4 separate regions of the Homo sapiens genome follow, and all the other regions are linked to region 1. Evidence: chromatin loops called from intact Hi-C (ENCODE). Cell type or tissue: mammary epithelial cell. All regions are shown on one strand.

Evidence for each region. A loop is a pair of places that touch in the nucleus more often than their neighbours do. Peaks named below come from ENCODE experiments on the same cell type or tissue, not always from the same donor. Only the 100,000 strongest peaks of a DNase experiment are listed, where the experiment ranks them.
Region 2: it touches region 1 in a loop (5-fold over the local background); 5 of 110 quality-filtered maps call a loop at or near these places.
Region 3: a loop joins it to region 1, with 4 times the contacts of the local background. A loop is called at or near these places in 4 of 110 quality-filtered maps.
Region 4: a loop joins it to region 1, with 6 times the contacts of the local background. A loop is called at or near these places in 21 of 110 quality-filtered maps.

The regions. Positions count from the first base shown.
Region 1 is chr5:53,426,936-53,434,935 of GRCh38, forward strand. No RefSeq gene overlaps it. Among named protein-coding and RNA genes, the nearest start is that of FST, 50 kb to the right of the region's middle. In mammary epithelial cell, a CTCF peak has its summit at 3,904 (motif pointing left); a DNase peak (open chromatin) is centred at 3,886; H3K27ac peaks cover 775 bases.
Region 2 is chr5:53,358,820-53,366,819 of GRCh38, forward strand. No RefSeq gene overlaps it. Among named protein-coding and RNA genes, the nearest start is that of FST, 120 kb to the right of the region's middle. In mammary epithelial cell, no CTCF peak of the experiment used is centred here; DNase peaks (open chromatin) are centred at 1,392, 2,192, 3,082 and 3,862; H3K27ac peaks cover 6,798 bases.
Region 3 is chr5:53,119,694-53,127,693 of GRCh38, forward strand. No RefSeq gene overlaps it. Among named protein-coding and RNA genes, the nearest start is that of MOCS2-DT, 14 kb to the left of the region's middle. RefSeq lists a cis regulatory region at 572-744. In mammary epithelial cell, CTCF peaks have their summits at 4,189 (motif pointing right) and 4,388; a DNase peak (open chromatin) is centred at 7,008.
Region 4 is chr5:54,213,840-54,221,839 of GRCh38, forward strand. The region is part of intron 1 of ARL15 (ARF like GTPase 15); the gene reads right to left. Among named protein-coding and RNA genes, the nearest start is that of ARL15, 93 kb to the right of the region's middle. In mammary epithelial cell, a CTCF peak has its summit at 4,226 (motif pointing left); no DNase peak of the experiment used is centred here.

The DNA.
Region 1 (8,000 bases):
GTCTCTATAGTTCATCTTAAACTGCAGCACTGATGTGTTAAATTACTTCCCTGACATAACTGGCAGATAGCGATCTCAAATCTCTGGCAGATAGAAATCTCATTGTGAGCCTCTTCAGCTGGAGCGGCCTCCTCACCTAAGTAACATCACAGTTGCATCCTGTCTAGTCCTTTCTCATAATGCCACTTGGTGCAGCTGTGTCTGTGTGGCTCTATCTGTGTAGGTCTGAGTATGGCTCCTTGCATGTGTGTAGTGAAAGGTCATGGAAGCTGTCAAACAACTCTGATCCAATTGAGTGACAGCATCACTGCAAGTAAAGACATAGTGGGAAAAAAAAAAAAACATTCAATATTGAAATAATTACCTGAAAGACTGTTCTTAGTTCTTTGGCCTTCAGAACTGCTATAAGTAGTAATTTCTGACTTAAATATGTTAAGAGGCATATTTAAGCATAAAACACTAAGCTAAAACATAGTAAGCAACTTTCAATATATTGCGGGTTTGCTACCAGAGAGTTGAACTTTTATGCTATTTTCAATCTTTCTCCCTCTGAGATGACTGAGCAATCCAATATTCTTAAGTAGGCAGTTTGTCTAACATGACAGTATGAACATCTTACTGCTTTTATTTTCTTTGCAAATCTGCATTCCCTCCAACCACCCCACCCTTAGGAGGGCAGGGACTCTATATTGTACAACTTTGAGACATCAACACCTAGTGTGATGCCTACATAATGTCAATGGATGATAAATGCTTTTTAATTAAATTAAACAAATGACTCTGCAGAGCTCTTCTCAATTAAAAAAAAAGTTTATAAAACTGAGCAAAAGATATGACCAAAAATATATAAATCTCCACTAAACACATAAAAAGAATTTCACCTATACTATATATCAGGGAAATGCAAACCAAAACAATAAAATATTTTTCATCTATCGGACATCATTTAATTTAAACAATTATTGAAATGTTACATCTTGACAAGTAGAAAGGACACTCATAGTATAAATTGATTCAATTTGACATTGTCTATCCAAACTTGAAATGTGCATACTCTTTGATCTAGTAATTCCATTTTGAAGAATCCATATGGGAAAAAAACTCAATATGTGCACAAAAGTAGAAGATTCAATAAAGCATGGTTTGTTATTGAAAAAAATTGAGAAAGCAAATGTCCATTAATAAAGAAATGGTAAATAAATAATAGTGCATCCATATGATGCAACACTGAGGCAACATCAAAAAGAATGAGGTAGACTTTTTACTCATTTTGGAAAATCTTCTACATCTAATTAAGGAGAAGAGCAAGTTAACAAATAACAAAGACATAATCCCATTTGTTTTCTTTTCTTTTTTTTTTCCAGAGGGGCCATATATGGGTATATGTGTGCAAAGTAGACTTTATTAAAGAGTACTCAGGTTGGACACAGAGGAAGGGGACATTATAGCAACTTAAATGATTTTGAGCTAAATGTTATTCTTCTCTTTATGAGTCTTAGTAGGATGTTTACACTGACTGCCTTACCTTGTGTAGTGGCCCCCAGCCCCATGCCTTCTCAGTGGTTTTTCTCGTTTCTCAGTTTTTTTTTTAAGTTAATGCGTGTATATATGAAGCTATGAAATGCAATTATCTTTTTTTAATTTTTTTCTTTCTACTGTTTTTGTTTGGTAAATTAGAAGATTTTAATTTGCCTTGCTCATCAGATTCACTCAGCTTGTCATAGTGACTGGAAATACTCAATAATGGCTACATAAATGGATGGATAGAGGAACACAAACAGGCTCCCTTTTTTTCTTAGTTGCCAGAATCTCTAAAGGTGTTTATTGAAGATGGTTTTCACACCTTAGCCACGGAGAATGAAGAGGAGGTATCTGCATTTTAATAAGGAATTATGAAAGACAGAAAGAAAGGAATTTTAGCATGGAGTTTTGTTTGCAAGACACCTTCAGTAAAATATTCACTGAATGAATGACAAATTTCTGGTGTTGGAATTGATATAAAGGAGATATTTAGGGAGATTGAGTCTTTCCAGTATCTTAAAAATAATTATTGGAACAATTCAGGAGGACATTTGTTAAAAGATTTAAAAATCACTTATAATCTATCATTCTTACTCCTTTCTTTCCTATTTTCTTTAATAAGTAATGCCTGGTTACATTTTTGTTTTAGATTCAAACCGTACAGATGTTTGAATAGATAAAAATAAAAGATAAACAACTCTTTATACCCCTATTTCCACTCCCCTCCCAGAGGAAACCATCAGCCAATTAGATGTGTGTTTTTTTCTAGTACCCCCTCTGCATCTTACAGCTATCTATGTACATGTGCTCACTTTTTATTTTTGTCCAGATCTCCAAGGGGAAGTCATACCTAAGAAAATTACTAAGAAATTGATCCAAAATTTGAAACTTATTGTTGGAAGGCTGGTATTAGGGAAATGGTGTTATGTAAATAACTCATAATAACCTAAATTCATGCATGTAGGACTCACACAATGTGAGGACTACTTACATATATCATGAACCACTACCCTCTTAGAAAACTGAGTTTTCAGTGCACTGGTCTTTCACATGCTTTTAAAAAAAAACAATATTTCATAATGGATAGGGATATATAAATGTGGAGATAAAAATTGAGATTAATCAAAAAGTCTAGAGACTTGGCAGTAGGGGAAAGAGAGAATAAGAGAGAAATTTGGAAGAAGGCAGAGAGGCATGCGTAGAGCTAGGAGACCAGTTAGGTGTCTAATAGCCAGGCAAAAGAAGGTGGTAGCTAGGGGTAGAGATGTAGGAAAGTAGACAGACCATGGGGGTATATTTGGTAAGTAAAGTAGAGGGAATTTGATGAGGAATTATGCAGGAAAGGGGAATGTCGAGGATGAAGCCTACATTCCTAGGCTCGCATGACCAAATGGATGGTGTTGACTTTTGCTGAGTCATGGAGCACTGGAAGACAAGAAATGCGGTGGAGGGCAAGCAATGGCGCTCATGAGGTCAATCCTCAATAGACTAAACGGTCTTTCAAACAGCTAACTAGAGATTCTGAATAGGAGCTCAGAACAGCCTCATAGGCTGGAAATGTAAGCACAGAAATCACTGACCTCTAGATGTATGTGAGGTGATGTCAAGTGGGACAGACAGCTGCTGAGTAGAAACAGAAATGAGTGGTGGTGTATGGGGCTCAGAAAACAATACTCCAACATGAAAGCCTTAGAAGCAGCTCTCTCTGACTTTTTCCTTCCCTCCTGCCTCTGGCCCCTCATTTTCCTTGGAGGCTAGCCACAGAAACTAGAATCCCCCTTCCCCAAGGCAGGTCATAGAAGCCAGAACCCCTTTTCTCCAAAGCCAGCCATAAAACCTAAAAACCACTCCAGGTTTTCCCCCACTTTCCTGTGTAAAAACTGGCCATAGATAAATTATCTGACTTACCCTATTTGACTGTAGGTCATAAGATCCCCATTCCAGAAAGAGCCCTGCCACATACACAGAAGAAAGAAATGCATGCTCAGAGATGTCAAGAAGAATCTAGATGAACAAGCCTTACTGGGCTTCACCATTCAGTCTGTTAGCATTAGATCATACCTGTTTTGTCCAATCGCATTTCTACACAACTATCTGTACTTTGTTGAACCTAAACACAAAAATGGACAGTTTTCTCCTGTATCTTTGAGTCTTCCTTTTGAAGGCTCCCATGTCACTTAAAACTATGATCAAATGAATTTTTACGCCTTCTCTTCTATTAATCTGCCTTTTCCCGGTGATTTTCAGTGAGCCTCCAGAGGGCAACGGGGAGGTTTTTTTTTTTTTTTTGGCCCCAACAGGGGTCAGTGACAAAAATTACCCAATTATGACAGAACCAGATCTGGTAACCATAAAGTCCACTGAGATAAGGCCCAACTGCCCTCTAGTGGAATTCAAGCCATTTTAACAGCCTGCAACAAGAAATACATTAAGCTGATTTTCACATGACTGTGAGCAGAAACGCCCGTAGGCTTTCTGTGAAGAAAAAAAGTACCTCAAGGCAAGATGCTTACCTCTCTCTACAAGGCTGTCAATAAAATTAAGTTTCTCTATTAGTGGAACTTTTAAAAATACAGTGAATCAATAACTGAGGTTTTGAAATACCTGTCTGCAGTCTCTTTTCCAAAATTCAAACATCTGAAAGTTTCTAAAAACCAAAACTTGTTTGTTTGTTTTCTAAACTCACTTGGTGGCAAAACCTAACTTGATTTGAACTCATTTGGTGGCAAAATCTGACCTGAATTTCTAATTATTGACTATGTCTGCTGGTCCAGGCCCAGATGAGAGTGTTACATAGTAAATGCACCTCATTGCCTCTTTAAAAAAATCTAAAATATCTTTTAACAAATCTCAACTCTAAAAATTCTAAGTCTCATGTGTCCCTGAGGTTTTTATTTAAAGGATCAGGCAGATTACCAATGGCAGAAGATATCATAACATTCGATTTCTTTTTTTATTTTTTTTTCTCTTGAGACGGAGTCTTGCTCTGTCACCCAGGATGGAGTTCAGTGGCACGATCTTGGCTCACTGCAACTTCCGCCTCCCAGGTTCAAGCGATTTTCATGCCTCAGCCCTCTGAGTAGCTGGGATTACAGGCACCCACCACCACTCCCACCTAATTTTTGTATTTTTAGCAGAGACAGGGTTTCACCATGTTGGCCAGACTTGTCTGGAACCCCTCACCTCAGGTGATACACCCACCTCAACCTCCCAAAGTGCTGGGAATACAGGCGTGAGCCACCGTGCCCAGCCTGAATTTTTAATCATAGGGATGTTCAAAGAAGGAAACTTACCCTGAGTCATTTAAACAAAAACATATGCAGGCTCAAGTTATCTAAGATTCAGCAGAAGTGCAACAGGGAATCAGCAAAATACACAAGTACTAAAGTTTAACTTTTCCAGGATTTGCCATTGAATGGGCTGCCACTGTCCTGATAACGTGTGTGTGTGCATCATGCTTATGAATCAGGAGGCAGGCATCGGCTGTACGTTCTTCACTCTTCCTGAGCTGTAAGCCAAGGCCACGGGTATCCATGCTTTGACATATGCAGGAAATACAAGTGCAGTGGACTCAGTAAGAACCTAAGTCCTAATCTAGTTCTCATCTTCATATAAATCTTAAAATCAGAAAAATCTAGATGAAGATTCTATACCATTTTCCCTTAAGAAATACATAATAAATAATAATAAGCATTTTCTACTAAAACCATGCCAAGGGAAAAATACTGCATGCTCTGAAGGGCCCCTCACTACTTACATGGAAAAATCTATGATAATCTCATTCCTTGTGTTTTTCCAATTGTTGCATGGCCCAGGGCCGGAAGCAAGCCAGGGCAGAAATATCATTGAAAATTTTTATTTTATCTATATGTACTAAAAACAGACTAGTTTAAAATGCAATGCACTCTCCAAAAAAGAAGTACCTTAAATTCATTTAGAATTGGAGACTTTTACATGATGTTTATTCATTCATTCAGCATATATTTATTATGTGGCTCCTAGGCACCAAGAATTGCTCTAGATACAATGAATAAGACAAAGTCCTCCTGATTCATGTATGGGGCAAAGAAGCCAGGTAGCATTATCTGCATTTTACAGATGCAGAAACAAGATTGAAAAACAATAAAGGTAGTAGGAGAAAAAGTTGCCTGCAAGCCTTCTGCCATAAGTCTCTCTCTACTGACCCATGGCCAGTGCTGTGCAGCATTCCCAGAGGCCAAGGCAGACATCAGAGATAAGGCCTAGAACATTTGCAAGGTGAGCAAAGGAGAAAGTCACAGAGTGAGCCAGAACAGATACCTCCTAGCCCCAAAGTGAGAGGAACAACACAATGGCTTCTTTTCGTAAAGAGGAAGGTATTGGGGAAGACTGATCCCAACACCAAACACATCAAAATCCAAACCTAGATTATTTTTAAATCTTCTTCTAGAATGGATAAGGTGGTAATATTCATTTATGACTAGTATAATTATTATGCTTTTCTTCCAGGTTTGCCTTAAGCTGAGCGTTCAAAAAATATATATATAAAGTAATCCTAAGAACAACATATCTTGATTTTACAGCCTTTCTTTTTCCTTGCCAAGAACCCTAGAGCATTTTGTGAGAGGGTATTAGATTCCTAATGAGCAGTAGCAAGATAGGAGGTGTTTCCACAGTCTCTTGGAATTTCGTGAAGAAAGTTAAAGGCAATGAAGAGGTCACCAAAGGCCACAGATCCATTGTGTAAAGTCTGTATTCATGCATATTTTATAGACAGGTATGGTAAGAGTTAGAAATGTTACAGTTCTGTGAGCTTTTGGCTCCTAAGGGATTGAGATGGGCCAAAAATGCAGGTAAACAAAATACCAGCTGAAAATTCCTCTACAAGAATGCTTTGGAATATCACACCTGGATTTTGGCTCCAAGCCACCACAAACAGAGTATTTGGGCTTACTGGCATTGAAACAAGAATATCTGTGGGAGTAATCAGGGGGAGTAGATGGCTTAGGGGGCTGATAATGGGATATATTTTGTCTCTTATCTTCTGGCTCAAATTCAGCCCAGGTGGAAAGTGACTAAAAATGGCTGCCTCATTGTGGCCTCTGGTCTTGGTAATTTCTACTCAGGTCTGGGTAAACAAAGATCCACCTCCCTCAGATAAAAGGCTCAAAAGAGAAACTTGGAGAAAATGTCTAACAGATCTGCCAAGAACTCAATGGGTCATAAAAAAAAAAAAGAAAAATAATAATAAAACCGAAAGAAAAAAGAGAAAGAAATGGGGGAACTAAAGCTTCCTCACCTTAACAGGTGGTTAGAAACTGGCACAAGAGCCGTTCTTGCAGTAAACCCATCTGGGGTCTTGAAGGAGGGCTCTTGTAAAGATGCAGTCAGTTAGGCATGAGAAAGTCAGTAACTAGATTATAACATATAGGGCAACATCTCAGCCTCATGTAACACTCAGGCAGAAAGAGAGGAGACACAGCTAGATTTAATTGAATACCTAATACACGAATGTTTGAAATCCTTTCATCAACTTGCTCATCAACATGTCCTTCATTTCCAACTTTCTGAGCTACAACCATCCTTCTGGGCTGGAGTTTCTCAGCCTCAACAGTGCTGCCATTTTGAGCTGGATAATTCTTTGTGGCTGCTGTGCACATGGTTGAGCAGCATATCTGGCCCTCCCACCAGATGCCAGTAGCAGCCCCCAACTTCCCCAAAACTGTGACAACCCAAAATGTCTCCATACATTGCCAAATGTCCCTGGGGGCAAAATTGCCCTTGATAAGAAGCACTGCTCTCCGATGAGGGACCAAGTAGAATAGTGAAGAGCATGAGCTCTGGAGCCAGCAGACCTAGGTGTAGGTCCGAATTTCACTTCCTGTCTGTGTGGCCTTGGGCAAACTATTAACCACCTTGACCCTCAGCATCCTTATATGGGCCACTATTACCCTGTTGTGGTCTTGGGAAGATTAAATGAGATATACCCTGGCACATGATAGGTGTTCAATTTTCAGTTTTCTTCCCTCCTGTTATCCACGACTCTCAATTTAGAGATATCTTTCATAGTATTCTAACCTCTCTCCTTCTCCTACTTACCATCAAATCTTTTTTTTTTCTTTTCCTCTGGTCTGCCTCCATGGTACAAACACTGAAGTGAAATCAAAAGACTTGGAATTATGCCATAGCTTTCTGCTTACTGGCTACATGAACTTGGACACGTTATTTAACCTGATTTTGGGTTCTCTGATATTAAATCAGTCTTATCATCTTGGTATCTACAAAACTGCATGAGGTTATCTCTTCCCTGCTCAAAAGCCTGATCTGGCCCTCTTTTGCTTTGTGAGTCATGCAAAACATGGATTGCAGGCTCCCTTTTCTTTACTCAACAAAATTTATATCTCACTAAGTTGATTTTCAAACATGCCTAGGCATCAAGATGTCTTGTGAAGATTTTCAAAACAAAACACAAAGGCTCAAGGCCCATCTGCAGAGAGTCT
Region 2 (8,000 bases), 68 kb before region 1:
CAAGATGAGCTATATTCTTCCATAATTTTTACTATTAATTGTCGTGGAAGCTGAAGTCTGTTGTTGCAAAGTGCTAGTTGTTTTGAGTGGATGCAGAGTAGAAGGAAGCCAGGAAGCATAAGCAGAAAGCAAATACCAGAGTTAGAGGTCAGGGTCGAAGATAAAAGAACAGTCATTCCTACATGCCTAATAGGAATAAAACCAGGAGCTTTCAGTTTAGTAGCAGAATCATTGAAGGAACATGGTGTGAGGCAATGGTTTAGGTAGTGAAAAAGAATGGGTATATGGCAACTCAGCAAGAATAATCCAAGATGGAAGTCAAATGGCAATAAGTTGACCACAAAGGGGGTTTTAGCAGCTAAGCCCAGCCTCTCTGAGTTTTACCAGCTTCATTCTACTGTTATGAATAGTCACCTGAGTTTGCTACTATTTTGCCATATTGCTAGTTAGGAGGCTATGGCTAAGTTCTGAAATGTAGCTAAAAGTGGACATAGGGTGGTGGCTATGGGAATGCAAAAAATAAATAAATAAATAGAGTAATATGTCGAAACATAACCGACAAAAATCCCAGCAAGAAAGAAAGAAAGAATAACATCTGTTCAATGCATTCTCGTCCAAAACAAATCAGGGCAGCAGAAAACCAGGTGTAATCCCTTAACCAAATTTAATAACTTCTGTTTCCCTTTTCAGTTTTTTCTTTGTCTTATTTAACAAAATTGTGTATGCAAAGCTGATATTAGAATATTGGCTGCTAGCAAATGCTTTTATTCCTTCATTTGAGCATAAGAATGAAGTAAGTTTACAAGAAAAGAAAACAGCATTTGTGATTGTGATAAGTGGAACCTGAGTACTCATAAATTTTGTCATGAATTCACAAAATTGATACATTCTCTTGTGTTACAGACAATATGTATAAGATAATGAGCTGAATGATACCATGAAAAGATTAATCATGAAAAGCAACTAAATTTACAATATTAAAAAGTCATGCTTTGGTGTTTGTCTTCATTGCCTGGAATTGAGTACTTAAATCCGAAGAGGAAGACTGACTGAAATTTTTACAGAAGCCATGTGTCAAAGCAAAACAAAATAAACACTATGCTAACAAAAATACAATATCACCCTTCAGGGAGAAAAAGTGATTAAATCCCTCTTACATATTTCTTTACCCAACATGTGGCTCAAAACACAGATGATAAGTGCTCTGAGAATAAACTAATGTGAAACTATAGAAGAAAAATTCCAAATATTTTCCAGTTCTTCCTTTGGGAATGATTAGGAGCCATTGTGGTAAAGAGAGGTTGGATTCATCCCAGCACTGTATTGTGAAGAGCAGTGCAAAATCAGAGCCAAAATGGGGCAACAGGTGACCCCAAAGAGGTCAACAGCTTTTGTTTATCCAGGTATCTACGTAGCATAGATGATAAAACCAACAATGAATCTCTTTGTCCTGGAAACTAAACCGGAAATCTCAAAACTATGTTTTCAGTGTTTCTTGGCTTTCATTCTGTTAGAAATCCTGCCACATTTCAGTATTTTTATTCTTGACTTGAATGAAATCAGAAAGCAGAGAGGCACTTGAGAATTCTGTTTTTAAATAAAAGTAAATATTTCCATGTGAGTTTAGGTCTCTATTTCGTATTTTTGCGACCCAATTACAGAGATTAAATGTTCCACAGATGTCATATTTCTTCATGGCATGAGTTTATTGAACCAAGATCAGGTTAATTTTAATAGGAATGTTAATATGTGTCTGCAAGGTGTTTAATAAGCATTTCATAGTACACTTTTAAATGCTTGGTCAAGAATTGTGCAAACAGTAGTCTTTGGGTTTTACTTTTTATTTTTCATGGTGACTGCTGAGAACTTGGGTGTATTAACTTACCTATTTAGGCACCTGGGTCAAAGCTTACTCTAGCTTATTTCTCTTTATTTGGGTGCAAGCTATGTAGATGGCAACCCCAGATACTTCCGAACTGACTTTATCATTCAGCAAATGAATTATTCCATAGGAAGTTAAACCTTTTCTAAAACATAGTTCAAATCAAAAAGGCCTGACTAATTCTAAGAGACTAACTTTGGAATAGAGGATAGTCTGTCTTGAATTTATTTTCCTATGGATATCTTACTGGGTTACATATTTGTGGCTGGATCTGACTTCTAATAGTAACATCACCACTGAAGGATTATGAGTCACTCTGTCCCCTGGATCTACATTGCAGAAGAGTTGCTTGGCTGTTCCAACTGATGACTGAGGGAGGGTCTCTATCTGTCAAAGGGTAAAGGCAGGATGATTAAACACTGACACAGTCATCTACATGACCTTAAGCATATTTTAAAATTTTATCTGTTCTTGACTTTTTCTCTTCTGTGTTTCCTTATTGGTTAAAGCTTGCAGACTAATTTACTTACCAGAGTAGAATTTGCCATTTAAAACAGTGATCGCCATTGTGTCTTTGTTTCATGGTGGGATAAGTAAGGATTAATACTTCTATTATTATAATGTGACCTGTAGTGGCTAGAGAGGAACTAGCTGGCCATGGTGTCATTATTATTATACCACTTTTTATTTTTCCTTAATCTCTTTCACTGAAAATGGCAGAAACTCCTTAATTTTAAAATCAATCATCTGGACTCAGGAAAAGGCACAGAAGTGGTATTTGCCTGTGACTTTGGTAATGCTGCCACCAGTAAACTGTCTCTCAGAGAGAGCCATTGTATGGATTAACCACTGTATGGAATCTAGTTTAACATTTTAAGATTACCCAAAAGTTACCAACAAGCAAAAATAATCTTTGGATACTGTCTATTCCCTGCCCACAATTCTACCTGCTGGTATGCTGGTGTCAAAATAAGAATATCTCCGTGTAATATTTTATCAACTTGGTGCTGAAAGGGTGAATTAAGCAGAAACAGAAAGAAATAAACAAATCCAAACTTGGAAAGAGAATGGCTTTGATTCTCACACTCATTCTAATCTATGGAGGTCTCAAGTGTAGTACACACATGTCCCATCTGTTTTAGGCAAAGCACTAACTCTTCCCTAACAAAAACTGTGAACTCCCTCCAGGTCCACACACATAGCTACACAATGTGTTCTGTTTAATCATGTCTAAGGAACTGGGGAAGTAAACCACAGTTACCCTAGCTGAAATCTAAAAAATGTTGTGTAGGCCGGGCATGGTGGCTCACACCTGTAATCCCAGCACTTTGGAAGGCGGAGGCAGGAGGATCACCTGAGGTCAGGAGTTCGAGACCAGCCTGACCAACACAGTGAAACCTCGTGTCTACTAAAAATACAAAAAATTAGCCAGGGACAGTGGCGGGCACCTGTAAACACAGCTAGTGAGGCAGGAGAATCACTTGAACCCAGGAGACAGATGTTGCAGTGAGCTGAGATCGCACCACTGCACTCTAGCCTGGGTGACAGAGCAAGACTCCATCTCAGAAAATAAAAAAATAAAAAATAAATAAAGATAAAATAAAGACTGTTGTGCTTGGTGGTTCAAGTGGACTTGGTGGCGCGTGGCCCAAGAGGGAGTTCACAATTTCTGTTAGGGAAGAGAAATACCACATGACAGGGAGATTACCTTAAAATGGAGTTTCCTTTTACTAAAAGTTAGTGATATCAGACAGACAAAGAGAATTTGGTTCAATTTTGACTTTGAAAACTTTGTTACAAAAAGAAATACAGCACTGTCTCCAAAATGCCTAATACTGTATTAGTTGGTCACAAGGCTGGGCAGGCTTCCTGGCCAAACTCAACAAAGGAACACTAAAGGAAAGTAATTCAATGACAGGCCATGTATAATAGTTTCAGAATGCAAAAAGAACAAACATGAGTTATGACTAAACATTGTAGACTTAGGCAAAAATGTTTAGTTTCGTTGTAGTAAAAGATTTCCGGATGTTAATTCAACCCAATGTATCTGCTGAAACTGATTAGAGAGGATGGTAGTTGTAGTTGCAGAATCCGGAATTCCACAGCACTGACTGTACAATGTCAATTCCATTTCTGCGAAACCAAACTGCTATTATCTAATTTCTCTCCTATTACTTTTGACTCTTGATGACAAATATGCAAGGAACGGTGCCAAAATCCAGTTGGCACTTCATTATCTAAACTTGTTCCATGATGCCTAAGTTTTAAAATATTTGATTTTATTATAGTAAAAAATAAAAATTGTGACTAAAACTCATGGGAATGTTAGGATAACATGGAAATTGGTAAACCGAGAGCTAAAAATATTACTAATGGTCTTATTTTCTGCCTATGCTACTAATGCAATGAATGTTAGGAAAGTTGTTCAATCTTTCTTACATTTTTTTCTGTGGTTAAGCAAAAGTAATGTTTACCTGAAAGTTTGCTTACAGCTAAAAAATTTGAGAACTAAAGATATTTCCAAGTCTATCATACAGTTGCACATAACTAATAAAAGGGACTTTAAAAAATGAGTAATTTAATGTATAGATATAAAAACAGTGAATACATTATTAAGCTTTTACATATATTTCCAATTTTTCACTTAATCAATGACCAATCTACACATATGAGCAAATGCACAGTTACACAAAAAAACACTGAAATAGACACAATCACACACTCCAATCACCAACTCTATGTCTAGTCTTGTTCCTCTCTCTACTCACTCCTGTGGTTTCTAGAACCAAGACCGGACTGGAACAGCACACGGAAAGAAACCATAAATTGTCAATAGAACATTTTAAGACTTTTTTTTTCAGCTTTTTACTACAGAACATTTTAAATGCATAAAATGGTAGACAGAACTGATAACAAACTATTCCCAGAACCTAGCTTCAACAATTATCAACTAAGGGTTAAACTTATTTGATCCATATTCCCATCTACTTCTCCTTTCCATATTCTTTCAAAGCATATCTCAGATATCATAGTATTGTATCCACAAATGTTTCACAATATATCTCCGTAAAATAATTACTCTTTTAAAAAATAGCCAAAAACTCATTATATCAACTTAAGCAATTAAAAATGATTCTATGATAACAAATAGCCCACCCATGTTCAAAATGTCTAACTGTCTCTTTTTTTAACAGTTGGTGTCAGTCTTTTTGAAAAACCTTTAGGGAATATTTAGCCATCTTCCTTTCCGTAGCTTGTGTACTCATATGAAAATTAGCATGGACACAATATGACTTGGATCACAGAAGAAAGCTCAGTGTGAATATGTGGTCTCTCTCCATTTTAAATGATGTAATTCTTGGTCGAAGGCTCACAACTATTAGTTGTTTAGGGAAAAAAGAAATCAAATAGTGCACATTAGTTTCTAAAAGAAGTCAGGGAAAATCCAACAAGTTTTGTAGAAAAGAGAATCTTCAAGCCAAAGAGTAATAGATGTTTGAGAATGCAGAGCTTCACTGAAGCTGTCTTTCCCCAAAGGAGTGCAGAGAACACAAAGGAACCTTGCAGTTAAGAAGGAAGCACTGCTAGTTAAGGGCACATGCTCCTCCCACAGCTCACGCATCAGCCAACTTTCTTCTGCAAATGTCATATCTCTCTCCAACAGCAAACCAAAGTTTCCAAAGTGAATTTCAAAGTATTAGAATTTACAACTGATTTTAAGCACTTCAATTTGGAAGCAGATTTTAAATCCCAAATCGGAGATGTGTCTTGGATCTTGGCTTGCCTCCCTCTGTAGGTAGGGATATATAAACTACTTTCTTGAGCTATTAGTTATTAAGCATAAAAATATATATTATTAATAAGTGTTTATAAGCATTAATATCCTGCATATAATAAAAACCAGTCACTTCCTTTTTATTGCCCAGAATTTGAGACTGTGTACTGCTTGAAAAATTTTGTATAGAAGGAACAATGAAGGTCTGCTGCCCTGGGAACAGCGAGTGTAGCATCCCATTCCAACATGTGGGGACTTTCCTGTCTGCTTTGGATGGTGGGGAGTTTCTTTCAGACTGGAAGGAATAAAAACTGTGAAAGGTTCATCAATATAGCTGCAAGAGAAGGAAATATCCTCTATTTATTCATGTTCAACAGGAGTGGGGATAACTTAAAATAAATGACATATCAATAATAAAACCATTAACAGAAGAACAAAGTAACATAATTGTAAAGGAGATAGATGTACTATCATAGAACATAAGAGATGGAAAGTGTCTGCAACTAAACATAGCATATAGGTCTGTTTCCCTAAAATCAGGAAAAGGAGATTTATTTTTCTTATCAATACTTATAAAAATGTAGAAGTCTTTGGAATATCTCCAAATAGTTTTTAGCTTTGAATAATTAGAAAAGCTTGGCATAATTGATGAATGTATGTTTATCTGTTCTAAACCTGAATTCCAAGTTAATTAGTCAAATCTTACTCCTTTTCTTCAAGAACACTAGGAATTTCTTGGTTTTATTAATATCCCTATACATCTGACCTTTGTTATTATAATAGGATATATATTCTTATGGCTTGCATGCAAAGTGTTCTCAATTGCTCTTAGGTCATATTGCCAGTTACAAGAATTACTAATTATACAGATTTGGATGTGGACTTAGGACGGCTTATGATCCTTGGGAGATGCTTCAGAACACTCTTTTGGGTCATTTAAACCAAAACAAATCAATAATGATGACCAGCCAAATGAAGCAAATAATTGATCCATTTCATTCCTTCTCTTGGCTATAGTAGTCCAGGTCATTTTCATTTTCAGGTAATAAGACTAACAAACTCATCATCATTTTTTAATCTATTCAGAAATATTTTTTAAATGTAAACATATGACAGTGGATCAAAATATAGTCAGTAGGGGGAAGTGTCCTCATGAATTCGTGAATTATGTGCTAATTTCTTTCCCTCGTGTTGTTCTAAAAACGTGAGTACATTAATAACAATATGTAAGTAAAATTTCTTAGGGTTGCATAAAAAAAAACCTAATTAAGCTCATTAAAAATAAATAAATAAGTAAATACTAAATAAATAAATAAGGAGGGTGCAAGGGGGGAAATCAGAACATTTTGTTAGGAAACGTCCTAGAAATGTTCAGCTGAGTTAGATGGGACTGGCTCTCCTGACTTCAGAGGATGAACCAGTACCTCTCTCCCTTCCCTTCTTTATTGGTCTTCAGGTTTCTTGTTTCTACTTCTTTTCAGCACCTGTTCCATTCTTTTCTCGGCTGAGTGGCTTAATCTATAAGATTCTTGAATGCTTCTCCTCCATTATCTGAGCTTATGGGTAGATTTGTCCTGCTATGTCACATATTCAGGGCCCAATTCTCTTTGACTCCCAGCTCCCTGCCATTGACTGGATTACACAGGATTCTAGGACTTCTTGGGTGTCATCATTCCTACATTTATTTACTAAGGGAGTAAACGTTTTGGGAGAACTCTCATAGGCCAATATGCAATAGAGGCTAGAGATTTAGAAATTATCAAGATGGTTCTCCTGGAAGAGAAAATGGGCCAGTGATTAAGATCCAAATGATTTGAGTGTGTGGTAGTTTTAGTAAGTGTGGGAGCACTGAGTCAGGGGCTTTGAAAGCCTGGAGATATCAAAAAATATTTTCCGTTTCTCTCGTATGCCCTACTGTTGCCTGTACAGAGATGTGGAAATTGCTCATCATTCGTTTACGTATCTATTGCTCATTGACTAAAAGCTCCTCCAGAGTAGGGTGCATGTTTTACTCATCTTTGTCCCCGGTAACAATAATCTTTGATGACTAAATAACATATGAAATGATGCTTGAACTGAGATATCAAATGCAAACAGGAAATGGGTTAAAAAATAAAAAGAAGGAGGTGGCATCTTGCAACTGCAGGTAACCAGGTTTCAGAGACATGACAGGCTGCTGTACATTCAAGGAATTGCAAGCAATTCAGAGAGGCTGGGACTTCCAGGTTCATGGGGAATGGAGGAAAATGGGGCTGGGATGTTGACCAGGTTTGCAAGCTTCATGAACAAGTTTTGACTTCATGAACAAGTTTTGACCAAAGGCAATGGGAAGCTGTTAAAAAT
Region 3 (8,000 bases), 310 kb before region 1:
GTGAGTTCTATGGATTTTTTTTCCTTATTCTCTACCTTGGTTCTTTCTCTGGCCTTGGGTAGTTTCCTCACACATGTACTGATCAGGACTCAGCTGAATGCTTAAAGGAGCCCTCAGCATGTCTCCAGAGCTCCCCTCCTGTTCACATCCCTCCTCTCTGGTGGTTTAGCTTACTTGGCTTCCCCAGATTCTCATCTCCTTCTTCCTAATTCAAGGAAACCACTGGTTTCTGCCTGGTTTCTCTCTTATTTGCAATCTGGAAATTCTCACCAAGCAGTGAGCTGTGCCAATTGTATTGTCTACCTCATCGGTTTTCCATCTCTCAGGAGTCACTGTTCTTCAGTCCCTGTTGGTCAGTGTCCTGCAAACTGCTGTTTCATGTATTTTGTCCAGTTTCTTAGTTGTTTAAACCAGAAGGGTAAATCTGGTCCATGTTACTCCATTGTGGCCAGACAGGCTTTTTCTACAGCATTATATGAAATAAAAGCCAAAGAGATCATTCCAGTTTGTTTCTTAGGATCTAAGGGTCTGGATACCTGGATTTGTATGCATACTGACAGGTTAGTGGCTGAGAATTTAGGGTCAATTTTTCTAGGTATATATCTTCAGTTGACTCCTATATTTTGCTCTGCATTCTCACACCCACACACCTTTGTGCTTTATCTCACACTCCAGGTTTCGGAGGCATAACCAGAGCCTTCTCAGTTGTAGCCCTTTGTTTAAACACTCTAGACTGTGTTCCAGCTCCCTCCATCCCATTCCTCCAGCTGCTTTTCCTCTTCCAGGTATCCACTGAAATCTCATTCTCTCTCTCTCTTTCTCTCTCTCTCTCTCTCTCTCCATATATATATATGTATCTCTTCTCTCTCATTGTGGATATGTCCTGTTGAAGTTTCTTCAATTTTATTTAAATAAGCATGTGGTCAGTCTGCTATATGGCCCATAAAACCCCACCTTTACATTTTTAATGCTAGTCAATTCTCCTAGCACCTTATCTATTTATTTTCACTCAGGGAATCAATCAAATTATTAAGTAGAGTGCTAAACAAAGCAAAGCAACCTAATACTTATTTAACATTATCCAAGTCCAGCCATCATCACATTTCACTTAGCTTCAGGAATCCATTTTAACATTAAGTTCTTATCACAAAAATTAAATTACAGGGTTATTGCCTTTTATGTATATTTGAATTGCATGTACTAGAAGTCATCCAAATAAAAAACAGTAAAAGTTTAGTTTTGTATAACATTTTGAACAATGGTAACTAAAATGAAAATAAATTCATTAAAATCAACAAAATTATCAAAATCAATTAAAAATTAATAAGAAATTGCTACTTTTAAAACGTGCTGTCTGAATACATGCTATTTTTGTTCTTGCCACATGGTGATACTACTTTAGCTAATAAATTACAAATACTATCCTTCAACAGTATGTCTTAAATTATGCATCCTTTGAATACTACTAAGTCTTCAGAAGTGAATTCCTAGCATGAACTGTGATCACCAAGTTTATAGACCTAACCAATTCCGTAGTTAACTGAATTATTGAATAGTCAGGGCTCAACTACCAAGGTTTCCAGGGATTCCTCACTGTAGAGAAGAGAAGCTGTTGTTTCCTAAAAGTGTTTGCTTTCAGCTTTCAGAGATGTCCTTAATGCAAAGGCTAGGGAGGTCAAACTTACAAAGATCTGCTCACACAAACATATGAGTCCAAGTTAGCTAAGAGCACTCACACTGTCTGAATCTAAATGCTGAGAGATAAAAATGTGCCCCAATCAGTAATCAAAGATTATTAGAAAAATATTGTAAAATATTAGGGAAGATGGAGATCTCGTCCCCTGATTCATCAGGTAAGGTTATCAGGGATAATCAGTGAACACAATTTAATTTCATATATGAAATATTTGTTTAGTTTGTCCCCCCTGCCCCCAGCCCCTGGCTATTAAATCCTTAAACATCAAGGACCCTTTCTGGCCATAAGAAAAGCTAGCCCAACCTGAGCAACACAGTGAGACCCCCATCTCTACCAAAAATTTTAAAAAGTAATCAGGCTTGGTAGTGCACACCTACAGTCCTAGCTACTCGAGAGGCTGAGGCAGGAGGATGGCTTGAGTCTAGAAGTTTGAGGCTACAGTGAGCATTGACACTGCACTCTAGCCTGGGCAACAGAATGAGACTCTGTCACACACACAAAAATAAAGGCTGAAGGAAGAAAAAGACAAACAAACAAAAAAGTAAAGCTAGCAGTTTTTGAGAGCCTTCTTGGATTAAGTATTATGCTCTGTGCTTCTCATTGTTTTTTATGCCATTTAATTCTTACAACAACCCTGTGAGGTAAATACAATCATTCTTATTTGACAGATATGGGAGTCTCAGATACCTAGGGCCATTCATGTAACAACAAACAGAACCAGCGTTTGAATTGGATTGTTTGTACCCCAAATCCCACACTTGTCCTTCATCTCAGGATGCTTCATGTCTCCCTTGAATATGTGCCCCTATGCCTTCTACGTTACACATTTCTCTGTCTGAATCAGCATCTCACCCTTAATTATACCTGACAATTATCTGCTGGAGATAACCTATATATTCCTTGATTATTTATAATTGTTTAAAACTAATGATTAAAGGGCCTCATGTCACTATTATGGCCGAGTTCCCTAATAAATATGCACTGGTTTGTTTTCTGTTTGTTTGTTTTTTGGAGACAAGGTCTTGCTGTGTCACCCAGGCTGAAATGTAGTGGTGTGATTATGGATCACTGAAGCCTCAACCTCCTGGGCTCAAGCCATCCTCCTGCCTCAGCCTTGCAAGTAGCTGGGACCACAGATGCACACCACCACACCTGGCTAATGTTTTTTATTTTTACTTTTGTAGAGATAAGGTCTCCCTATGTTGCCCAGGCTGGTCCCAAACTCCTGAGCTCAAGCAATCCTCCTGCCTCAGCCTCCTAAGGTGTTGGGATTATAGGCATGCATCACCTTGTCTGGCCTAATGTGCACTTTGAATGGCCCTTTGAAGGTCCTGATGGTTTACTTGAAAGAATAATTTCGGGGGAAGATACAGACCAATGCTGCAAGGACTATGTTAAAATCTTCATGACCATCTCAGAAATAAAAGAGGAGCAATGGCAGTGATTAGTTCATTCAGAGGCACTGGCCATTAGACTAAATAGAAAGGCTTTAGAATGTCAGATTGGAAGGGACCATGAAGATTATTGAGCCCAAATAACTAACTGAACTTGAACACATTCTGTCAATTGCCTACTAAGCAGTTAAACATCCTATCTTTGAATAGCTTGAGTACCAGAAAATTCTAAGCCCAAGAATTACTTTCACTCTTAGACAAGTGTGACTGTTCTTTTTTATATACTCTCATATAGGAAAGGTGACTGGCCACTAAGAAGGTGGAGGTGAGCCGGGTGTGATGGCTGATACCTGTAATCTCAGCACTTTGGGAAGCTGAGGCGGGAAGATCGCTTGAGACCAGGAGTTTGAGACAAACCTGGGCAACATAATGAAATCCTCATCTCTACAAAAAAAAAGCATGGGCATGTTGGAGCATGCCTGTAGTCCTAGCTGCTTGGGAGGCTGAGGCAGGAGGATTGCTTGAGCCCAGGAGTGCAAGACTGCAGTGAGCTATGGTCATGCCACAGCACTCTAGCCTGGATGACAGAGCAAGACCCTGTCTCAAAACAATCAATCAATAAAAATTGGAGGTAGGAAGGGTGGCTGACATTCCTGGAGGATTTCACATTTGGTCAGAACTGGTTCAGGTCTGGGTCAGAACCTATCCCCCGGGGAGGAGGCATCAAGAGAACTTTTGGCAAGGCAGATGCTAGAGGAAAAAAATACAGATAGGGGACACCACAGTTTTAAAGCTTGTAAAAAGTACTTTTATTTGTATTTCTGTGTACTTATCTAGTTCAACCTTTTGAAGTGAAATATAAATTAAAATTCTTAGACTAATTGAATCAGATGACAGCTGAAGATCTACTTAAGAAAAAAATGTCTTGAGAATAAATCTGCAGTCATCACTGTGCTGCATGTTAACATCTTCTCCTAGACTCTGTGTATAAACAAAAGTATACAATTAATTTGAAGTCATCAAGAGTGTGTGGAAAAAAATACATCTATGATAGGTGTGCCACCATGCTGCTTGTGTAAGATTTTCTTTTCCAATATCTAAAATAATCATTTCCACAAGAGGGTGCTAGTTGATATCTTATTCTTAAAATAAATTGAATCTCATTTTGGAAATAAAAGGCTCTTGTTACATTTATATTTATGTAGTTACACCAAATATTTCAACATAATTCATGTAGTATACTTGGGAAGATTACCTTCATTGTTACTGTCTCCCAAAGAAACAAAATTTTAGATCACAGAAAGTCACAGTTTTTAGTTGATATAAAAAAGAAATCTCTCAAGCATAATTCTAGTATTATTTATTTAAAAAAATAAATTTTGGTTGGGCACGGTGGCTCACACCTGTAATCCCAGCACTGTGGGAGGCCGGGGCAGGTGGATCATCTGAGATCAGGCGTTTGAGACCAGCCTGGCCAACATGGCGAAACCCCTCCTGTACTAAATATATAAAAATTAGCAGGGCATGGTGGCGCATGCCTGTAATCGCAGCTACTTGGGAGGCTGAGGCAGGAGAATCGCTTGAACCCAGGAGGTGGAAGTTGCAGTGGGCTGTGATCGTGCCATTGCACTCCAGCCTGGGTGACAGAGCAAGACTCCATCTCAAAAAATTAAAAAAAAAAATATCGTAAATAAATAAATGTTAAAAATGCATTTTAGAAAAGTGAATTTATGTCGTCAGTATTTTTACAATTTACTTAAATATTAAATTTGAGCAAGATTGCTTCGCTTTAAATGACACCACAAAAATGCCTTGATTTTCCTCTTTTTGTGGAAACATATCTAAGAGTAGAAGGCCTCAGCAACATCTTGCAGTGTTGCTAAATTCATATGTGTCTCAAATTTGGCATAGCCTGCAAAGTATCCTGTGTTACTTTTGAGAAATGATCAATGAATCTCTGCTAGCATAATCCTAGCATAAACATCTTAGTCTCACACACACACACACATCTATACATATGTATGCATGTACATATATACACATACACACATCTATACATATATATCCATATACACGTATGCAGATATATATATATGCATATACACAAACACATCAGTGCTTAAGACAATTCATATACTTAAGTCTCCTTCACCCTCCATCTCTCATACTAGGTTCTCCATTTGCTATTTACAAATAATAATAGGAGAAATGGCAGGATAATTTGCTTACTGCCTGGGATAACTATCAAATTGGCCACTTCTAGAAACTACAAGGAAAATCCTTCATAATTTAGCATGGTTTTCCACAGTATTGCTCTGTGTGCCCGGAGGAGAAAGTACTTAGCAACAAAAATAGTACTTATTGTGCATCTCCTTGTGCCAGACATTGTATAATAATATATGTTATATTATTATATAAATTGTATATTGATATGGTTTGGCTGTGCCCCCATGCAGATCTCATCTTGAATTGTAGTTCTCATAATCTCAGTGTGTTGTGGGTGGGACCTGGTGGATGAATCATGGGGGAGGTTACCCCCACCCTGCTCTTGTGATATTGAGTGAGTTCTCATGAGATCTGACGGTTTCATAAGATGGTTTTCCCTCTTTGCTCGGCACTTCTTCCTCCTGCTGCCTTGTGAAGAAGGATGTGTTTGCTTCCCCTTCTGCCATGACTGTAAGTTTCCTGAGGCCTCCCTAGCCACGTGGAACTGTGAGTCAATTAAACCTCTTTTCCTTATAAATTACCCAATCTCAGGTATTTCTTCATAGCAGCATGAGAACAGAATAATACATATATTAATATATCATATTTATTATATAACATATGTTTATATATTAAGAAATATAATAATTGTGCCAGGTATTTTATTTCATCCTTTTAACAACCCAATGATTTGGGTATTCTCAATACTCCCATTTTCTAATTGGGGAAACTGAGTCTCAAGAGAAATTAAGTACTTATCCAAGGTTTCTTGCTCTGGTGAAGCAATCATTTGGATCCAGGCCTGTCTTACTCTAAGGCCCTACATTTTTAACTAATCTTACTAATCTTTATGCCCGTCTGAAACCCAGAAATAGCTACATTATGTTACCAAGCCCATACCTTCAACTCAGGTCCTAGCATGTATCTAATGCCCTCAATTTATGTTTGGACACATTTTGATCTGGAAAATCCATGGCCTTCTTTGATGGATACCAAAAGAGGTTAGAAGGAATGGAGTGAAGTTATTTACAAACTTCAACTGACCCTCAGAGTGGCATCAGCTATCACTGAGCACTGTGAGACAATCAGGGATAGGCACACAACCCAAGTCATTTTCCAGGACTTTTGTTTGCACAACTGGGAAAGCTGGCTTGTAATGATGTGAAACTTGGGGGCCTCCGCAAGGACCCCACAACTCTTCCATCTACTATTTCTTCATCCAGAGGAAATGAAGTGGAGCTAGGGACCAGGAGATGTCCTTTGAACCAGGAATCAATATGGCCTGAAGCCAGATCTTCCCATTTGGACTTTTTAGTTAAGTGATACAACATACTTCCTCATTGCCAGGGCCATTTTGGGTCAAGTTTTCTGCCACTCAGTGGTAGACCCCAGCTGATTCAGCCAGCCTAAAGAGAAGAGTGTAACAAGATGTTGAACAGGGTTTCTCCAGACTTGGCACCAAGGCTCATAACACAGAACAACATGTGTGAAATTGTAAAGCCCCTTTTTTTCTGAAGAGAGCAGCCAATCATGAGACGTTCCTCAAGCCTTCCATAGAGTCTGCAAAGCTGAGCCTACCACATGTGACTGTTCCCCAATTTTGTCTTTATGAAAAAGGAACGGAGAGAGGAAAGTGTGAGCCTCAATGGAGAAACTGGAGAATCTGTAGGATTTGGAATGAGAGATGATTCACCTCCCCTCCCCACAGAGAGAAGAGATGATTCACCTCCTTTCTCCTCACCAAGGCAAGACAGAAGAGCTCAGAGGCTGGGGGCCTGCAAGATTGGCAACCTCAGTGGAATGGATGGATGTCCTGGTTAAACATCTGCTTAGGTCATGAACTGGCTAATTTGTCTCTACGTAAATCTGAATTGGGGGAAGAAGCACCTAAAGAGAAACACTAGGAAGGAGAGGGTTCTGATCTGCCCTACCACTGTTTGTGGCAAAGATGAGTGAGTTGACTTTGGGTCAGAAAATAGCCAGGTTGTAGACATCTTGCCCTGCCCACAAGGTGGTTGCCTGAGTAAGTGCAGGGATTGGGGGAGGGCAGTAACAAGAAGCTTTGTGGTGGGGGCATGTGCTGATGATGGTAGGAAGAAGAGGTGGAGTTCAAGCTGGATCTCCTGGTTAAGAAACTGTGGAGCAAAAGGGTCTGCACAGCCCTCTGAAAAACCATACAAGAAAGATCCAAAGGAGGGAAGAGACTTAAATCAAATTTGAGGTTGATGCTTTAAAATAACAGAGTTTTAATGGCTCAGCATGACTGGAAATTTATGGAATCTATCCCAGATAGTATAAAGTGACAAGAAACAGAGAATGAATTAGGTATGGCTAAAGGCAGTGACTGGAAGAAATAGAATCTTTATATATGTATACTCCACTGAATGGGGGGGCTGCTTAGTAACTCTAATGGGATATTCGAGAATTTATCTCTCATCATACAGACATCTGAAAATGGGCCAAAAGCCAATAGAAACTTTGTCATGAGTGGCCATGGCAAATCTAATGTCAGTATCTTTGTCCACAGTTTCGTTGCATTGTTGGTCATCTCATAAATCCTATTTCAGAAGGCTTTGCTAGAGGAGCCCGGGGTCGGGGAGGGCTAGGCTTAGGGGAAAGTCAGAGTTTATGTCCAATGGTTTCCCAGGTTGCACTAAATTGGACAACTAACCAGAATCTATTTAGATTATTATTTTGAAAATATA
Region 4 (8,000 bases), 790 kb after region 1:
AAAGATTTGAAGATGGACAAAACTGAAAAAATCCATCAGTTTATTGTTTGGAAAAAATGTAATCTTTTGAGATTTAATTTAGTTGAGCAACAATTGTTTTTGCTACAACTTATCAGATATACTTACGACTAAATTTGAACACATATATGAGAGAGAAGTCTTTTAAAACAGGCCAAAATAGCAGTCCCAAACAGAGTAATCAAATGATTACTGTATGGCAAGAGCAAAAAAGAAAGGAAGGAAAGGAGGAAGAGATGGAAGGGGGGAAAAAAGGAGAGAAGGAAGGAAGGGGGCTTGATAGAAGGACCACTACCCAGAGATGCAGGGGCTGCTGCAGGTTAATAAGAAGCCTTCAGCTCCAGCACATTTAATAGAGAATACTTTATTCACTAACTGATATAACTTTGCTACAGCCACTGGAGTAGATAAGAGATATCTTTCCAGTAAAAATTCTGCAAAGATTCTGCCCTGTACTAGAACAGGCAGCAGTTCTCAATCCTGACATACCAAAGGGGTTAGCAGGAGTTTCCCCAAATGCCCATTCTCAGACAGATGAAAGAACTTCCTTTGAAAAATGCTGGAGCTTTTCACCTCCGCAAAGCTTTTTTCCCTACATATTGTCCTCTGTGGCCATCTCAGCATTTTCATCAGCTCCCAGCCTCTTCACCATTTGTCATTTGCACCAACATACAATAGGAAAACACATTTTCCGACATGCCTCAGCGTGTCCAGGATGAGATGCACCCTCACTACTAAGCCGCATTACACGAAAATGTGTGAAATGCATTGCTTGACCCACTTACACAAAAAGACGCACACCATGTTTAACACGAAACGTCCTGAACACTTCCTGTGGCCATTTCCATTCTTCTGACTTCATTTCAATGATTGAGAACTTAAGAAGGTTTGGGTCATATTTATTTATTTATTTTAAACCCTCATGTCTCTCACTTTCCTTGCAGGAACCTGTGACTCTTGCATAGCATAGTAGCTGTGACCCCACATTGGAAGGAGGTATGATCAAAGGCAGCCTGGCCAGACTTGGGAAAACATTTCCACTGAGAATGGACATACTGCCTGTCAAAAGGTTATTCCCACCGCGTTGGGGCAGCAGATCACGTTACTCCAGAGTAACAACATGAAAGGGCAAAATCTGGCCATAGTCACCCACATACGTGTTTTTCTTTCCAACAAGGGCAAATGGGAGACACCAGCCAGAGCAGAACATCCTTCTTATCACTTGAGGGGGCTTGGGGGTGGGGAGGAGGCCTTTCCCTAATCAATACTGCTCCTAAGCCGCAGCCACTGTTTAATGCCTTTTATATTTTTCTTTTCATTCAGAAACAGCTCACATTCAACAAGACTTTTCTGTCTTAAAGTTTTTTTTTTTTAAATCCAAGCAATCACAAGCTATATTCTGTGGAAGACAAAATAACTTTGGAGGCGTAAATCTTAATGTCAATGACAGGAAGGCTTTGGTGAACCATTACCATAAATCTGACAAACGCTAATTTGATGGGTGGCTGTATCTGTCTGCTGCACGGCCAGTCTAGACAGTCTATTGAGAAATCCTAAAACACAACTGTTTGTTCCCTGTAACACCATCTGGATATGGCAATAAGCGCCGACCCAGCGCCATTCACACATGGATCAAAGCACATGCTAATGCTATCATGAAGTCATACACATAAAAAATTCAATCTGAGAACTCGAAGCAATTTTCCTAAGTCTTCAGCGAAGAAACCCCAGACTTAGTGCGACTCAAGCTAAGTGCGCGAAGGGGGGAGGGGGGGAAAAAGGAACTGAATATTTAATGAGCTTGGGCTTCCAGAGGAATGTTAGGCCACCCATTGTATTGGAAAAGGCTCATGTCACACTTCAGTCATGGTACCCGTCAGGGTGCCCCTTTACAAAAATTGATCTGAAGACCTTTGTAATTACCTGTTTCAGTCAGGGGTGGGGGGCTGGGGGAGTGGATTCATGACAAGAAATAAAAGAATGGATCCAAGGTGTAAATCTAACATTACATTATATTGGTCTGAGCTGGCACAAATTTTCAATATTGCATACAATATTAAAAACCTTTCTCATTAAACTGCACTGTGGCATTAGATCAAAGAATCAAGGGCCTCCTATTGAACTCCTTTAAATATTACAAACATAAGAGCAAGTCTGGCTGTGCATAAAATAGAAACAAAGCCAATTTTTTTTGTCCACCCTCATCCTATAGCTGGCTGGAGAGAAACATTGCTTGAGAAATCTATTGTAAGTCAAACACGAAGAAACTTTACTTCTCGCAAATATTTAACAGGCATAAATGAATACTAGTCTCTAGAATTTCACTTTGACAGAAATTTTTCAGTAAATATGTTACTCCTTCAAAACTTTAAGCTACTCTTTCAAAAAGTATCACTCAACAGCATCACTTCAATTGCAAATCATAGAGGCAGTGGTTTCATCCTCACCACCCTGTGATCCAAACTTCTCAAGGAAACAAAGTTCTTACTACACGGGGGTGTTATTCCACTGTGTACTTCTAAAGTAACTTTGACTCATGTGCTTCTTGGCTGGCTTATATTGTCTATCAGTATCTGATGGAAGAACATAACTAACAAATATCTTATAAATTTGTTATTACTATACTTATCTCTGTTTGCTGGGAGACACTGCATATGTTATATCCCAAATTTCCACATACTCAGCATAAGCTATGCGCAAATTCCCACCAGCACATTTTATTTTATAGCAGTTATAATAGTTGTCTCTATATTATGGGTATATGTATATGTATGTGTACACACACACACACACACACCTAATTAAATCCCCAAAATGTACTAATCATTCCATGGAGGGTGAGTAAAAAAATATAACAGAAAAATCTGTTGGGAATTACATGCTGTAACTAAGTGCTTCAGCTAGCACAGGTTGTGGCTTATGCTGCAAATTTCTAGTTTATACAGTAGTTAAGAGAATGTATATACCTTAGACCCGTACAAGTTAAGCATAAAATGATAACTGAAACAGAACCCATCTACTTAGACTACCCAGATGTTTTATCTCTTTCTATTCTACCTGCTAATGCCTTTAAAGACAATAGAGAACAAAAAACATTAACATTACATTTTAGTTTTTTAAATAGTTTAAGGTAAAAACAAAAGCCAGATTAAGTCTCTAATCAATCATTTTACAATTCTAGATAGAAATTAGGTAAAGAAATAGGAAAACGAGATAAACAGTTAAGCCACAGTTTTCTTAAAATTCAGTTCGATTTAAAAGGAAGATTTATCCTCCCAAAGTATTTTGTAAAACAAAATATATTTATCTTTTCCAATGGAATTTTAGTAAGACAATGCTTTTCTTTTTTTTTTTTTTTAAAAAGGGAGAAAACACTACCAATTTCACCTCCCATCCTATATGAAATCTTCCCTAAAAATATCTTAAAATAAGAGAAGTTCAGGAAATATACCAATTGCAAATTTACTGTGAAAGATTCCATTTTAAATGATGATCACAGATCGTTAGTTATATTTAGCCTAGAGAGTTAATTATTATAATCTGAATCACAAAGACAAACAGAAGAGCAGCCTATTTTTCTGTAATGCATGTTCCTAAGGGACCTGCAAAAAACTAATATAAGAAGGTAAACCACCCTTCCCTAAGGATAGCGTTATTCCCTGACTTTCCAAATAAAAACTGTAGAGATATTAGCTTTCTTCATCTACAAGTTAGTTGTATATGCCAAGATATCTTAGCAGAGTTCAAAAGTATTCCATTTGCAAGGCATACATGTAGACCTGTAGGGGTAAAAAGAAATAAACATGTTCATAGAAATGTACATCTCAGATGATTCACCGTAACGATCAGATGTTACCCTCGGTAGAATTAGAGGAAAAAACACTGATGCAAAGTTTAAGTGAGAAATTATAATCATTATTGTTAACCATTTTATATATTTATATAGCCATTTTACAAATATAATTAAAAATCGGTATGTCATTCTCTATGTTGGACTAAATTACGACTAAGAATTTGTTGTCTACCAGTAATGGCTTTCTTTCAGGCTGTGGCTATAATTCTGTTAAGTTTAAAAGGGGGAAAAAAAATCACCCAAACATTGCTTAATGTAACTAATCAAGCATTTTCAAAATTAAGACTGGGAATGAAATGTTAGGCAGTATTTGCAGGGATTAAAAAATGTTGTAGTAGAACAGTACTGCCATCTACCGACAACTTTTACCAGTGCCTAGGGAGTGTTTCCAAGAGCAACCTCCCATTTATTTGTGTCTGACCCAAGGAAGACTTCAGAGAGACACTGTTCAAGTAACCAGAAAGAAGTAACATTCAGATTGGCCACGGTTTTACCTCTGACTTTTAAAGACTTAATATTTTCTCTCTTTCTATTCAAAAAGAGCATGGTTTTTTTAAAAAATTTTGAGTTGTTAAAATATAGTGACCCACACAATGAATACTTCCTAGTAACTAACATCCAGCCGAGAAGACGGCTATGCCTATTGCTACAGAATGCTCATGCTCCTACAGACAAATCTCCTTCAATGCAGTAATACACTGTATCCCGTATCCCCGATGCAGAATTAGATTCACTATATCCTCTAATGACAAAAGCAGATCACAAAATTTCATAAGCAAGATTGGATGTATTTATGTGTATGTCAATCATAAAGCATCCATATTACCACCCAGGAATCACTTTATTTGGGGTCACTGTGGGTCCAAGTCTGGCACTGGATTCCCGCGGTAGCATAAAAACCCCTTAGGGTTTAGTTGGTGGGGAAGTCGTGGGGCACACTGACATCCCAGATTTGACAGAACTCAGTAAAATTCTATACATACCAAAGACGGCAATGGCATCACCAGCAGGAAGAGCCATTGCACACCTTCTATAATGCTCAAGATACCAAGTAGATGCTTTACACAAGTTCTATCAGTTTTGTAACTTAAAAGTAGATGTTGAGTGGGGAAATATGCAATATAAAGACTCTTTAACCTATGTGATGGAGCAGCTGAAGAGCACAGCTAGTCTTCTAATTTTGTACATGGATGCTGCATCCCATTAATAATGTAAAATATATATATAATTTTGGTCTATGGATTTTAACGTTTTACGGAAAAACTGCTACTGCTGTTTTTTTTTTTTTTAAGACAGTAATCTGAAAACAGGTTACAGACAGAAAACATGTAAATGACAGATTTTAAAAAGGATTTAGTCGGCACTAACATAGCCCTTTTAGGCCACATAATTGAAGAACTCCAAGGAACCACAAAATAAACTGAAAACCCCAGACATAAAGAGATCCACTTATTAATTAAAAGCAGCTCTCTTTCGCTATTAAAATAAGGTTGGCCATGCATACTTTATTGCTGTCACAGTCTCACATGAGGCAGTATTCAAAACACATAAAAGTAAAGTTGAATAGTTCTCTATGTAGGGAATGGAGTTAAGTCATGTCTGCTTGCACAAAACTGTTTTGCAAAGCAGCCATATATAGAAGATCAGGGTGGAAGAAAAAAAAGACTAAAATGCATCAAATCTCAAATTCAATGCCTTTCTTTGGTAGGGACAGTGAGGTGTGCTATGGACAACATGAGTTGAATCAAGAAAGGCCTAAAACTTTCCTTGTTTTAAAACTAGAACTAGAAATCAAGACAATCACTGCAAAGAAAGAGACAGGGAACTAATTAAATAAATTACATACTAATTAAATACAAGTTATTTGGGAACTTTTTTTGTAAGTCTAGGTTTTGTTTTTAAACACAAAAAGTCTGTATCATACTGGTTTATCTGTGAGAAGAGGCACTGGTCACAAAAAAGAGAGACGGAGAAAGAAAGGGGGAAAAAGAAAAGAAACAGAATGACAACAGTAACTACCAATATTTCAAAATGTGGTTTTTAAGAATTTCCAAAAATCACACTTCCAAAAATCACAGAAATGTTGTGGCTAAAAAGTTCATTCCTGATACTAACTGTTCTTTAAAAGCCATGGGCAACCATATGGCAAAATCTAGAACTAAAATGAAAAGGACAAAATGTGTCCTTCCATATTTAATATTCATTTCTTGAAATGGATAATCTAGTGGTATCTTGAAGGAATAAACATATTTCTTTGCAATGACTTGCTGAATGTCAGAGCATAACAAGATTATTTACAGTCTTTAAGAAAAGTATGGAAACAAGAAATTCCTATAACAGATTATTTAAAAAAAACACTACCACCTTATTTTATGGGTTACTAATAATCATGTAACTCTTTCAACTGTAGGGTAACTGCCATACAATTACAATGCCTAGTTATTTATGTCTCACAGATTATATAGTACTAAAGAAAGTTACCTGTTACCATATGTAGACACTTGTGGTTGGCAGATGTGGAAAATACTTTACCATAAAGATCAAAATTGGCTTAAAAATTGACCTAGCATATGAACGTGATTTATTTATCTCCACTCCCCTCCCCCACCTCTGTTTTGTTTGCTTTTCCTGTGGATGAAAGAAGGAAAAATAGAAACTTCTAAAGAGATATACAGCTTTCCAGAGTCAATGGTTTAATCTAAGTGGAGTCAGCTACTGAACTTTATTCAGCTGGTTTCTCCCCAGAGCACGTCTTCACCGAAGTTTCTGTTTGACCTGTTTCATTTCCTTGGAAAATTCTGGCATTAAATGCAGCTATTACTGGTCTTAAGTTAGAAACATTCTTCTTGCTTGATTTTTTAAATATGATAATCACCTTAATTTTTTAATATAATAAGCACCTTCACACTCATCCTATGTTTCATGGTACTAAGAGACCTTCGGACGCCGCATGCTAGTTCCACTTTCCTACAAGTTTGTTTACTAGTGAAATTAAACAGTCAATCCCATTTATCTCTGAAATCAGCAGTGTCCCCTAGCAAGAGATAAGAGACAATGTGTGTTGTATAATTTACTGGGAACTAATTCATGGTGACCAATAAATTGTGCAGTCCTCCTAAAGCACCCCCTTTGCCGTGGTGAGATCCGCAGTGCCGACTCTCGTCCTGGCACTAAGATAGATAAGTCCTAAGAGTGAAATCAGTAGACATGTGTCTTTTTTTTTTCCCTTTAATTCTGAATAAAATTCCAGAATTTAGGGAGTGAAAAACACTTCCCCAACCCCCGCCAAAAAAATCTGACATTTTCTTTCTGCCGAAAGTCTAATTTCTCTTTCCCCAAATTGCTTCACCATATGGAAGGAAAGAATCTCCACCTTTTATCTTCAATCTGTATCACAGTTTGGGCATATACGAGAATTTTGTGTTCACTTTTAATTTTCTTGCTAGTTAAGAACAACTAACAACTTTCTTGTATGTTAGGACTCAAAATACGTACCTCAAGAGTTGTGGTACATTTCACACAGGTCAGAAGACAAGCATTATGGAAATGAAATGATTTTATGATGACTTTGCTTTAATAGGGGTTTTACACAGGGGCTTTCCTGGGAAGATGTCCAGGCAAATTGTGTCCAAAGCCCAGAATGAAGGGAAAATTCACCTTGATGTAACATAGTTGAAGAGGGATTTGCTGATTTGTCATTTTAAATGAAACACAAACTCCAATTCCAGCCCAGTTATGAGAGCATTCCTTTGTCCTCTTACTTAAGGGATTTTTCTTTTTCCTTTCTTTCCTTTATTTCTTTCAAATCCTACAATTTGAGAAACCACTCAAGAAGATGGGGTGTGTATACACACACACACACTTCATACATACATCTGTACATGTACACACACATCCATTTTCAAACAAGCGCTAATAAGAGTCCAGTTGGCTCTGAGATAATATATCCAAAACGAATCCCACTCTTCTTAAGCATAAACTTCACACAAATAACTAGATATAAACAAGCCACATTTAATAAGGATAAATAAAATCTCTGTCAAGCTTACAACAGGACCAAAAAAAAGTCATGGGGGCCAGAGAAGTAATTTTTAGGTTATTTGGCAAGAAACATGCACACACACACACA